2 separate regions of the Homo sapiens genome follow, and region 2 is linked to region 1. A link is a contact called in ENCODE POLR2A ChIA-PET data. All regions are on one chromosome and are shown on one strand. The core of a region is the stretch at or near the end of the contact, and the rest is flanking DNA. Distances in the headings are between cores, read along the strand shown.

What was found. ChIA-PET counts read pairs that join two places held with the same protein, here RNA polymerase II (POLR2A).
Region 2: POLR2A ChIA-PET joins it to region 1 with 10 read pairs in WTC11. The contact joins two enhancer-like sites. POLR2A ChIA-PET finds 5 or more read pairs at or near these places in 2 of 52 experiments (PC-9 and WTC11).

Annotation. Positions count from the first base shown.
Region 1 is chr3:196,454,205-196,460,090 of GRCh38, forward strand. No RefSeq gene overlaps it. Among named protein-coding and RNA genes, the nearest start is that of UBXN7, 25 kb to the left of the region's middle. Within about 2 kb of position 3,512, at least 3 of the 41 ENCODE cell types and tissues checked have a DNase peak (open chromatin) inside an H3K27ac peak, as active enhancers do.
Region 2 is chr3:197,887,257-197,893,142 of GRCh38, forward strand. LRCH3 (leucine rich repeats and calponin homology domain containing 3) reads left to right here. Exons shown (of 21, transcript NM_001365715.1): 21 at 1-1,180. It overlaps DRC9 (dynein regulatory complex subunit 9), which reads right to left. Exons shown (of 12, transcript NM_032263.5): 10 at 5,372-5,503; 11 at 4,190-4,291; 12 at 1,821-2,458. The coding sequence ends at 2,324. Among named protein-coding and RNA genes, the nearest start is that of RPL35A, 60 kb to the right of the region's middle. Within about 2 kb of position 2,100, at least 3 of the 41 ENCODE cell types and tissues checked have a DNase peak (open chromatin) inside an H3K27ac peak, as active enhancers do.

The DNA of each region.
Region 1 (5,886 bases), core at 2,262-4,761:
CAGCCAACATCAGGTATACTTACAAATCTATTTTCTTGTGTTGAGTTCGTTCTGTTTCTCTCTGAAAGGTAGATTTTTGAAATGCAAAAGCATGAAACTAACTTCTTTTTCTCCCAGGTGAACCCTTTCCTGAAGGAAGAAATGGAGAACGGCCCAGATGACTAAATCAGAGAAGGACCACATAATCCAAGGATAGGGTAAAATATTGGTTAATATTTTAAAAACTTATCCTATCACATATATGCGATGTCACTGAATCTTTTCAACAATTTTATGAGAAATAAATTCTATTTTACAATTTAGGAGAGAGGTTAGGGCTACACAGCTAGAAGCAGAATTTGGCCAGGCACAGTGGCTCACGCCTGTAATCCCAGATACTCGGGAGGCTGAGGCAGGAGAATTGCTCGAACCTGGGAGGTGGAGGTTGCAGTGAGCTGAGATTGTGCCATTGCACTCCAGCCTGGGTGACACAGCGAGACTGCATCTCAAAAAACAAAGAAAACAAAACAAAAAATAGAAGCAGAATTTGAATCCATGTCTATCTGATTCTAGGATCCTGTCCTTGCCATCTCATTGTACAATACCTACAGGCATTTTAAAAGTGTAACTTGAATGTTCCAGTTCTTATCAGCCTAGGGGTGCAAATAAGGTCACATCAGCACTTACCCACAATTTTGCTGGCAGGTCACCCCTCATTTGCTCACACAGAACCTCAGCTTCCTTCAAAATGCCTCCCCAAAAGATTCTTGTAGCTATCCAAGAACGAGTTTCCTTTATTAAGTACTGCCGCGCTCTCATCTCCTTGGCAAGGAGAACTGACACGAACATGATATTCTTGCTGCTTGCTGTGCCATGAGTAATAAAGTCCTTTTTCTCATACCAGGAATTTGATGTCTTCTGCCAACACTCATGAAGCAGTAATAGGCTAACTTATTAGCTTGTGAGTAGGGTAAAATCATCCCAGCCCTGACACATGGCACAGGCTTGAGGTCAGGTGCTATGTGGTGGCAACCACAAGAAGCTGTTGAGAGTCCAGTGACAACTGGGTACTATAGGCCGGGCCCAGTGGCTCCCGCCTGTAATCCCAGCACTTTGGGAGGCTGAGGCAGGAGGACTGCTTGAGCCCAGGAGTTTGAGATCACCCTGAGCAATATAGGGAGATTTTTTTTTTTTTTTTTGAGACAGAGTCTCACTCTGTTGCCCAGGCTGGAGTGCAGTAGCGTGATCTCGGCTCACTACAACCTCTGCCTCCCAGGCTTAAGTGATTCTCCCACTTCCACCTCCTGAGTAGCTGGGATTACAGGCTCTTGCTGCCACACCCGGCTAATTTTTTTGTATTTTAGTAAAGATGGGGTTTCATCATGTTGCCCAGGGTGGTTTTGAACTGAGCTCAGCCAATCCACCTGCCTTGGCCTCCCAAAGTGCTGGGATTACAGGCAAGAGCCACCGCGCCCGACCAATATAGGGAGATCTTGTCTCTACCATTTTTTTTTTTTTTAATTAGCTGGGCATGGTAGTGCATGGCTGTGGTCTCAGCCACTTAGGAGGCTGAGGTGGGAGGATCATTTGACCCAGGAGTTTGAGGTTGCAGTCAGACGAGATCACGTCACGGCACTCCAGCCTGGGCAACAGAGGGATACCTTTTCTCTAAAAAAACTAGAAGAAAGAACTGGTTGCTGTAGCAGTGGCTGCCATAAGAAAAAGGTAAACCAGAGGAATCGAAAGAAGTGTCTCTACTGTCTCTCTCTGCAAATCTCATTAGCCACTGTCCTGCTTACTCTCAATGAAGACTAGGAAAGCTAGTGCTGTCAAGCAAGAACTCCTTTGACGGCTGGGCGCGGTGGCTCACGCCTGTAATCCCAGCACTTTGGGAGGCCGAGGCAGGCAGATCACCTGAGGTCAGGAGTTTTGAGACCAGACTGGCCAACATGGAGAAACCCCATCTCTACTAAAAATACAAAAATTAGCTGGGCATGGTGGCACATACCTGTAGTCCCAGCTACTTGGGAGGCTGAGGCAGGAGAATCACTTGAACCCGGGAGGAAGAGGTTGCAGTGAGCCGAGATCGTGCCGCTGCACTCCAGCTTGGGTGACAGAGTGAGACTCCATCTCAAAAAAAAAAAAAAAAAAAAAAAAAAAGAACTGCATTTTCTGGTATGAAATCACTGATATGAGCTGACTTACTTTCTTTTTTTTTTTTTTTTTGAGACAGAGTTTCACTCTTGTTGCCCAGGCTGGGGTGGAGTGCAATGGTGTGATCTTGGCTCACTGCAACCTCCACCTCCCGGGTTCAAGTGATTCTCCTGCCTCAGCCTCCCAAGTAGCTGGGATCACAGGCAGGTGCCTCCACACTTGGCTAATTTTGTATTTTTAGTAGAGATGGGGTTTCTCCCTGTTGGTCAGGCTGGTCTTGAACTCCCAACCTCAGGTGATCCGCCCACCTGGGCCTCCCAAAGTGCTGGGATTACAGGCGAGAGCCACTGCACCCGGCCATGAGCTGACTTTCAAAATATGAGGCTGTCAATGACTGTTGGTTTTCAGGGGTGTATTCAATGAACCAAGTTGTCCCTGACTGATGTGATAGATTTATAAACTGTTCTAGTGGTTACTTGTTGGCACAGCTATAGAACAATCTATCTTTTCCTAGGAGTGTGGGAACTCTGATTTGCATTTGGAAATGTTTCTGTAACTCATTATATAGAAAGGGTCAATCTTCCTAATATACAAAGACCACCTAAGGTTGGGGGCAGTGGCCCACCCTCACAATCCCAGCACTTTGGGAGGCCAACGTGGTAGGACTGCTTGAGGCAAGGAGTTGGAGAAGAGTCTGGGCAACATAGTGAGACCCTGTCTCTACCACCCACCCTGCCAAAAAAAAAATTCAGCCAGTTATTGTTGCTCACTCATGTAGTCCCAGCTAATAGGGAGGCTGATGTAGAAGGATCGCTTGAGCCCAGGGGATCAAGGCTGTAGCGAGCTATGATCACGCCACTGCACTCCAGCCTGGGAAACAGCAACATCCTGTTAAAAAAAAAAAAAAAAAAAAAAAGCCCCTAGAAATTGAGAAGAAAACGACCAACAAACCAATAGAAAAATAGGAAAATAACTCAAATAATTACAAATGGCTCAGAACACTGGGGGACAAAAACCTAACCTCAACCCCATTCATAATAAATGTTTTCTCTTTTTTTTTTTTTTTTTTTTTTGAAACAGAGGTTTTGGTCTGTTGCCCAGGCTGGAATGCAGTGGTACAATCTCAGCTCACTGCAACCTCTGCCTCCCGGGTTCAAGCGATTCTCCTGCCTCAGCCTCCCGAATAGCTAGGATTACAGGTGTGCACCACCATACCCAGCTAATGTATTTTTAGTAGAGACAGGGTTTCTCCATGTTGGCCAGGCTGGCCTCGAACTCCTGACCTCAGGTGATCTGCCTGCCTCAGCCTCCCAAAGTGCTGCAATTACAGCCGTGAGCCACCGGGCCTGGCCACGAATGATTTTTTAAAGCCAAAGAAAAGAGCAGTGGTTAGTTCAGAACCTTTTTGGTTGCCTTAGAAACTTAGGGTTTTTGCTATTACATAACATTAAAATTGCCACTTCCTCCTCTAAAGACCTAAGTCTGAGATAATTAGCCCTCATCTTTTTTTCAGACTGTGACCTATTCTTCTCAGCCCCAAAGGAAAATTTGTTTTTAAGATCATGCTTTAAAAAGTACTACTGGTTTGCGCCCAATGCTTGGCAAGTAAAAAACAAATAAAAAGTACTATTAGTTTAAAAAGTTAAAGTCTTCTAAAATCAAACTAGCTAAATTCATGTATTTTTAGCTTTATCCAAATAAAAGATTTAAAATGTTTTCTAAGCATTTGCCAGTAGAAGGAATCAATTCATTTTTTTTTTGTTTATAAGATGCTTTTCCAGAAGTTATTCTTGAGATTCTGAGATTTTTAAGCACCGTTTTCAAGTCAATAAACTGATAATAGTGTTGTACAAATTACAGCACCTCGAGCTCTTTGTGGGTGGAAAGGTTCTCTCACATGTTAAAACCAAGTTGATTTAATATCATGTCAGTGCCTCTTGCTAGGATTGTTACACAACTCCCCTCTCTTGATTTGTTGTAATGTAGGTTTACTCTGGAGAGTTACTTCATTATGATCTATTTTTAATTAATTCCAATGCCCTCCTTTTTTTTTTTTTTTTTTTTTTTGAGATGGAGTCTTGCTGTGTCGCCCAGACTGGAGTGCAATGGTGTGATCTCGGTTCACTGCAACCTCCACCTCCCAGGTTCAGGCGATTCTCCTGCCTCAGCCTCCCAAGTAGCTGGGACTACAGGCACCTGCCATCATGCCTGGCTAATTTTTGTATTTTTAGTAGAGACGGGGTTTCACCATGTTGGCCAGGATGGTCTCGATCTCTTGACCTCATGATCTGCCCACCTCGGCCTCCCAAAGTGCTGGGATTACAGGCGTGAGACACTGTGCCTGGCAAATGCCCTCCTTTTAATAGACAGATCAGGCTGGGCACAGTGGCTCACGCCTGTAATCCCAGCAGTTTGGGAAGCTGAGGTGGGTGGATCACCTGAGGTAAGGAGTTCAAGACCAGCCTGGCCAATATGATGAAATCCCATGTTTACTAAAAATACAAAAATTAGCCAGGCGTGGTGGCACGCGCCTGTAATCCCAGCTACTCTGGAGGCTGAGGCAGGAGAATCGCTTGAACCTAGGAGGCAGAGGTTACAGTGAGCCGAGATTGTACCGCTGCACTCCAGCCTGGGAAAAAAAAAAAGATCAAATCTTATCCTGGTGTTCTATTATTTCTGGATTGTATCCTTCTAGGAGCTCTGGGAATTTAGTGATGATGTCTGATGGCTTAATTTCCTATGGAGGAAATTTCAAAGAGGGTTCACCTGGTAGGTGAGGAATTGTGGGATTTGTAGGGCTTGTAGGGGCATAGGAAAATGGGACAATGGTAGCTTTAGGTGACCACCCGTTTGTGTATGGGGATGGCAGACACAATCTTATTCTCTGAATCATCAGCTCTGGACATAATCAGAACAACAACAACAACAAAAACTAAAGAATTGGAAGTGCTTTCTGCAGGTACTTAAAGGTTCTCTAGGTGGCCGGGCACGGTGGCTCATGCTGGTAATCCCAGCACTTTGGGAGGCCGAGGCGGGTGGATCACTTGAGGTCAGGAGTTCGAGACCAGCCTGGCCAACATGGTGGAACCCCGTCTCTACTAAAAATACAAAAATTAGCTGGGCATGGTGGTGAGCGCCTGTAGTTCCAGCTACTCAGGAGGCTGAGGCAGGAGAGTCACTTGAACCTGGGAGGCAGAGGTTGCAGTGAGCCGAGATCATGCCACTGCACTCCAGCCTGGGTGACAAAGCAAGACTCCATCTCAAAAACATAAAATAAATGAAAATAAAGGTTCTCCAGTTTTCTCCTATAGATCCTTCATGAGGCTTAACTTCTCCTGGGAATTTGTGGATAAGCATCATTTTTCCACACATACTAACACCCATCTTGTCTAGATAGGAGCGTTATAGGTTTTTGCCTTAGACGTTTCAAGACACCTTAGTCCAGAATCTATTAAAGGAAAACATCTCTGGTGTGTTTTCTTTCCCCCTCTTGTCTTGCAGCGTCAAGCCTGCCATTCTAAACTCTGCTGATATAAAAACCATTTGCCCAGACTCCTTTGCCAGTTGGCTTCTTGTAAAGTTCTATCAATAAGCGGTTCTAGGAAGGAGGAAAGGAAAAGGGGGCTACTTTTTTTTTTTTTTTTTTTTTGAGACGGAGTCCTGTTGCATCACCCAGGCTGGAGTGCAGTGGCATGGTCTCGGCTCACTGTGACCTCCGTCTCCCAGGTTCAAGCGATTCTCCTGCCTCAGTCT
Region 2 (5,886 bases), core at 850-3,349, 1.4 Mb after region 1:
CTTGACTCCAGTGTAAGATGAAGATGACCTTGTCACAGCTCCCCTGACCTGAAGCAGAGCCCTTCCCATCACTGACAGTGTTGGGGGTTGAGAGCCCCCCAGCAGAGCCCTTCCCATCACTGACAGTGTGTCGGCAGCTGAGAGCTCCCCCAGCAGAGCCCTTCCCATCACTGAACAGTGTTGGCGGCTGAGAGCCCCCCAGCAGAGCCCTTCCCATCACTGACAGTGTTGGGGGCTGAGAGCCCCCCAGCAGAGCCCTTCCCATCACTGAACAGTGTTGGCGGCTGAGAGCCCCCCAGCAGAGCCCTTCCCATCACTGACAGTGTTGGGGGCTGAGAGCCCCCCTAGCAGAGCCCTTCCCATCACTGACAGTGTCTGGGGCTGAGAGCCCCCCCTAGCAGAGCCCTTCCCATCACTGACAGTGTTGGGGGCTGAGAGCCCCCCAGCAGAGCCCTTCCCATCACTGACAGTGTCTGGGGCTGAGAGCCCCCCAGCAGAGCCCTTCCCATCACTGACAGTGTCTGGGGCTGAGAGCCCCCCCTAGCAGAGCCCTTCCCATCACTGACAGTGTCGGGTTGAGAGCCACCCCCAGCAGAGCCCTTGCCACGTACAGAGATTTTCTGTCAGCAGTTTCCCAGTATTTCAGACTCATAATCTGTGTTTAGCACTCCAGTGTTCTCTTGTAATAGCCAGGTCTGGAAACGACCCATGGAAAGAGGGGCCTTTGTATTCTGCTAGAACACAGAGCATAGTAGTAGATCACTTTTCTGAAGAGCTTTTTAAAATACAGCTAATCAAGGAGTTTGCGATTTCTCTTACTTTCTACAGCTCAGCAGTGACTAATGATGTGTGACTATGCGAATGAGTTTGATGAATTCGTAAAAACTAAGCGCTTAAATGGTTATAGAAATGAAAACATGGATATTTAGAAGCCTTTCTATATACACAGTGCAGTTGAGATGGTTTACAGCAAATTTCGTTTTATTTCTGAAAATGTTGTAAACATGTAATTAGTGAAAGATTTTGTAAAACATTGTCCTGTATTTTTGTCTGTAAATATATTGCATAAGTTCTAAGTATAAATATGTCAGTATCATGTATGTTATTTTAAATTGCCTGTACGCCACTTTACACATTGACATTCAAATAAAAGCCAACACTTCAGTGGCGTGTAATAAAAGCTGATTGGAGCGTGTTCATACCTGAGGTGTGGTTCCCTTGGCAAAGGTGAATCAAGGAAAGAGCATCTCATTTCCAGAGGGAATGTCAGTGGAAATGGGGGCTTCGGGACAAACTTTTGAGATCAAATTCATTTTTTAAGGAAGTACAGATATCAAGACTGAGCTTTATTTGGAGTTAGATAGAAGGCTTAATTCATGAAATGTATGTGACACATTAGGACAACTTTGCTCTTGGAAACCTTTAGCATCCCAAGGCATTGTTTTGACTCATCAAGGCAAGCATGATCTGGTGGGTGCATTTTTTTTCTAGGAGAAGAGGGAGAGTGACAGCTTTCCTATTTGCCAGGCACAAGTTAGATATTTTCACACACCTGATTTCTTTTCATCTTAACACTCCATAAAGTGGGGATTGGTGGCTCTAGTGTTTCACTTGTCAAAAATATCTCCAAACTAGCCTTCCAGAGAACCTGTGTCCCCATCTTTATAGTTTGTAAAGTTGTATATCCTAACATCCTATTTCTAGCTTGTATTTATAATTTGTATCCCTGTTTCCTAGAAAAGTTGCTGAAGCAGCTTACAACTGGATATGTATTCCATGCCATTTTCACCTGAATAAAAACACCAAAGTGACGATAAATCTAAAAGGCAGGCAGGAACCAACATTTATTAAAACTTTGCTGTGTATATATTATGCTGGACAGCTAATAACATCATATTGTAATTCCTACTGAATACTTTTGCTCATAAGAGTTTTTTCACTACAGACAAATTGGGTAAAATCAAAATCTGACATTACAGGAATTACTCAAGTTTCAATGCGTCACTGTAGCTAAGCCAGTGAACTCCTTTGTTCTGCTGAGAAAGAGCAAGAAGAATGAATCTTCACAGGACTACTAGAAACTTCTTCCCAGCAAGGTATGAGGAAGCCCTAAGTCAATGGTGTAATCCTAAATCAGGGTTTGAAAACCCACCTAACAGGCAGAGTGAAATTAACAGGCAAAGTGAAATCAGGCTTCCCTGGGAAAGTCTCAATAGGAAACAACCTGTAGATGAGTCATCTTTGAGGTACCAGGTGTTTCTTAACTCTCTCCAAGTCCTTCCCACCTCCAGAATACCAGCAGAAAACACAAAAGAGAACTTGGTCACTTCTTCTTGCCTCTCCTCTTATCCTTGCCTTTACCTTTGCCTTTTGAATCCTTGCTATCAACTTTGTCTTTAGGCATCTTGAAACCACCAATTTCTCTCCGTATCATAGTGCCTCGCCACCAGGCCTGGAGCTGGAAGAGAAAAGGGGAGTGAGTACGACGTATGCTATGCCTGACAAGCTGCATTCTTTCCACATAAAGGGACTGTTGAATAAAGTAACTTCTGTCTGACAAACAGTCTCTCTCCAGGACATGGAAGTAGCCAGGCACGTAATCACTTCAGCGATGCTCTCCTGTCGTGCAGGACCCGGAGCTTAAGCCATGGACTCAAGAGTGAAGTTCTCAAGTAAAAATAAAGAAAAGGAATCTGATTTGACCTATTTTTTCTTCACCCGTAGAAATCTGACTTCCTTATACTGCTTTCCTTGAGGAAAGTCCAGGTTCCCCATACTTAACAGCTATTTGAACCAAAAAGAATGTTAGTTACCTGGGCCAAGGGCAAAAGCACTCGGCCAAAAATGCACAGATAATGCCAGGTGCGGTGGCTCATGCCTGTAGTCCCAGCACTTTGGGAGGCTGAGGTGGGCAGATCACTTTGAGCTCAAGGGTTTGAGACCAGCCTGGGCAACATGGCAAGACCCTGTCTCTACAAAAATACAAAAAAGAAAAAAAATTAGTCAGGCCTGGTGGCTTGTGCCTATAGTCCCAGCTGTTTGGGAGGCTGAGGCAGGAGGATCTCTTGAGCCCGGGAAGCAGAGGTTGCAGTGAGCAGAGATTGCGCCACTGCACTCCAGCCTGAGTGACAAAGTGAGATGCTGTCTCAAAAAAAAAAAAAAGAAAAGCACAGATAAGTCTAGATGACTTTCATAGGCTTGCTTGTGCATTTCATATCTTTAGTGATTGCTTAAAAGATCAGTTGTCCTAGTACTTTTAAAAAAGATTTAGTTAGCTTTCTTGAATATCTTGGTTTTAGATAACAGTTGTTCTCAATACGGTCTCTACTGCTTTAAAGTCAGACTAAACCCTAAAGACTGGAAGCAAATCCACTAGTGAAAAGAAAGCAAACGTGCTCTTCAGCTCGTTCTTAACATGTTTGTTGTAAATTCAGGAATACTGACAAGTTTTATGGGGAAACACCATTGAAACTTGATAAATACTTGCTACTTACACATCTGACTCCTTATGGGAAGCCCAACTTTGGGTCTGGATACCTGGTCCAGAATGTGGTATAAAACTTAACTATTTTAGATCACCCTAATATACAACCCAAACTACAGTGTACCCACTAGGGCCTCGACCTTCAGAGAGAAGGGCCAGCTCCAGACAGGTGCCGTCCAGCTTTCAGTTTTTGCTTGCGAGTATTTCACGTGATCTGTGACCTGCCAGTTTCATCATCACTGAGACACACAAGTTCACATAAAACTAAAATATCTCTATTTTTTTCTAACTTGCTGCTTATCCTTCCCACCTAAGCAGCTTGTATCAGAACCCAGCAGATAGTCTGGGCTGATGTATAAGCAGGATTTTAAGAAGTAGAAGGATATTAAAAAGAATCATTCTGTCAAGAGCTGGTTTTGGTTAGACATAGTAATCTGATATTTCGTCTCTTGGCCTAGGTTTTGCTTCCGCTGCTAACCACCTCTTTTTCCCCAGATGAAGAGCTGGGGGCACGTCCTTTTCTATGTTAACTGTCTCCCTGCACCATGGACTGTTGGCAAATTCTAATAATAACAAAAGTCCATGCTTCTTCTCAGATCTGCAGTTCCTTGATATACTGAGATGTGTTTGATAATGAATTGGAAATGCTTTTGTGTTCCTCAGTGTTAAGCCAGCTGTGGCGAGATACTGATTATGGTTCTTTACCTTTATAACGCTCTTTAATTCCAAGAGATCCTGTTTTACCTTCTTCTTGCTCCTCTCCTTTTCTATACGATCTTCAATGATGACCTGTTCATACTCTCTTATCTGCAAAGATAGACATTCATCATTTATTATAGTACTCTCTTGGCTAAGCTGTAGCCCAGCCAGCCCTGCACTTTTAATATAAAATTTCAAAATAAAACATGCTCAATCTAAAGATAAACCAAAGAAAAAAATGTAATAGATTCCTAGATGGTAAATATTCACATATTAACTTTATAATTGTTCCCAAAACTTTTTCAGTTTTAATAATTCAAATTTAAATTCTATCTTTTATAAAAAATGAAATATGAATTAATGTGTGATCAATGATCTCAAAATAATATGGATTGTTTTTTAAACTTTGGGAGAATGTACATACACAAGTAGTCAGCTGTCTTTTTTGTTTGTTTGTTTGTTTTGAGACAGAGTCTCACTCTGTCTGTCACCCAGGCTGGAGTGCAGTGGCGCAGTGTTGGCTCACTGCAACCTCCGCCTTCTGGGTTCAAGTGATTCTTGTGCCTCAGCCTCCTGAATAGCTGGAATTACAGCCACGTGCCACCATGCATGGCTAATTTTTGTATTTTTAGTAGAGATAGGGTTTTGCCATGTTACCCAGGCTGGTCTCAAACTCCTGATCTCTACTGATCTGCTCGCCTCGGCCTCCCAAAGTGCTGGGATTATAGGCGTTAGCCACCATGCCCAGCAGTAGCTGACTTTTGAAAGAAATTTAGGAAGTTCTGCATTTATTCCATAATGAAACCATAATCACAAGCTTGTTAGAAATCATCACTGACTCTCTCCAGAGGTCATAAACTAAGAATAATCACAGTATCTGTCTCAAGGGGCTGTGTGGGTAGCACCTTGGACAGAGTAGGCACTACGTAAGTTAGCTACTGCAGCTGTCCCCGTCAGCAGCAGCAGCATCTAAAAAGAATCCTGGTGGCTTATAAGCGCACCTCTACTTTTGACCCCAAATAGCAATACCCAGCTACTGTGGCCTATTTGCCACTCCTTCCTCGGTGAGCACCCTGATTCCTTCCACTCCCTCCTCAGTGAGTGCCCTAATTCCTTCCACTCCCTCCTCAGTGAGCACCCTAATTCCTTTCACTCTGTCCTCAGTGAGCGCCCTAATTCCTTCCTTACCATCTTTGCCAGGTCTTGAAGGTGTGCTAAGTCACTGGCCTTTGTGGCTTTGAGAGCATTTAGTTCATTCTGTTTCATTTCTGTGTCCTTATCGTATTTCTCCATCCAGAACTCCAGCCTCTCCTCAAGTTTCTATTTGGAAAGAACATGAAAACATGGCATTCAGCAGACACAAAACGCTGTATACTGTATGATTCCACTTATACGAGTTTCAAGATTAAGCAGAACATTCCATAGTGAGAGAAGGCAGAACAGTAGTTACTTACCTGGGTGGAGAGTTGGATTTCTGATTGGGAATGGGGGTGAGGGGGACTTTGGGATGCTGTAAATGTTCTCTGTATCTTTATCCAGGTGGTGGTTACATGAATGTGTATACATAACTGTTCATCAAACTATACACTAAGTACTTACACATTTTACTTGTATGTTAGTGAATTTTAAAATAGGGGGCCAGGCGCGGTGGCTCACGCCTGTAATCCCAGCACTTTGGGAGGCTGAAGTGGGCGGATCACCTG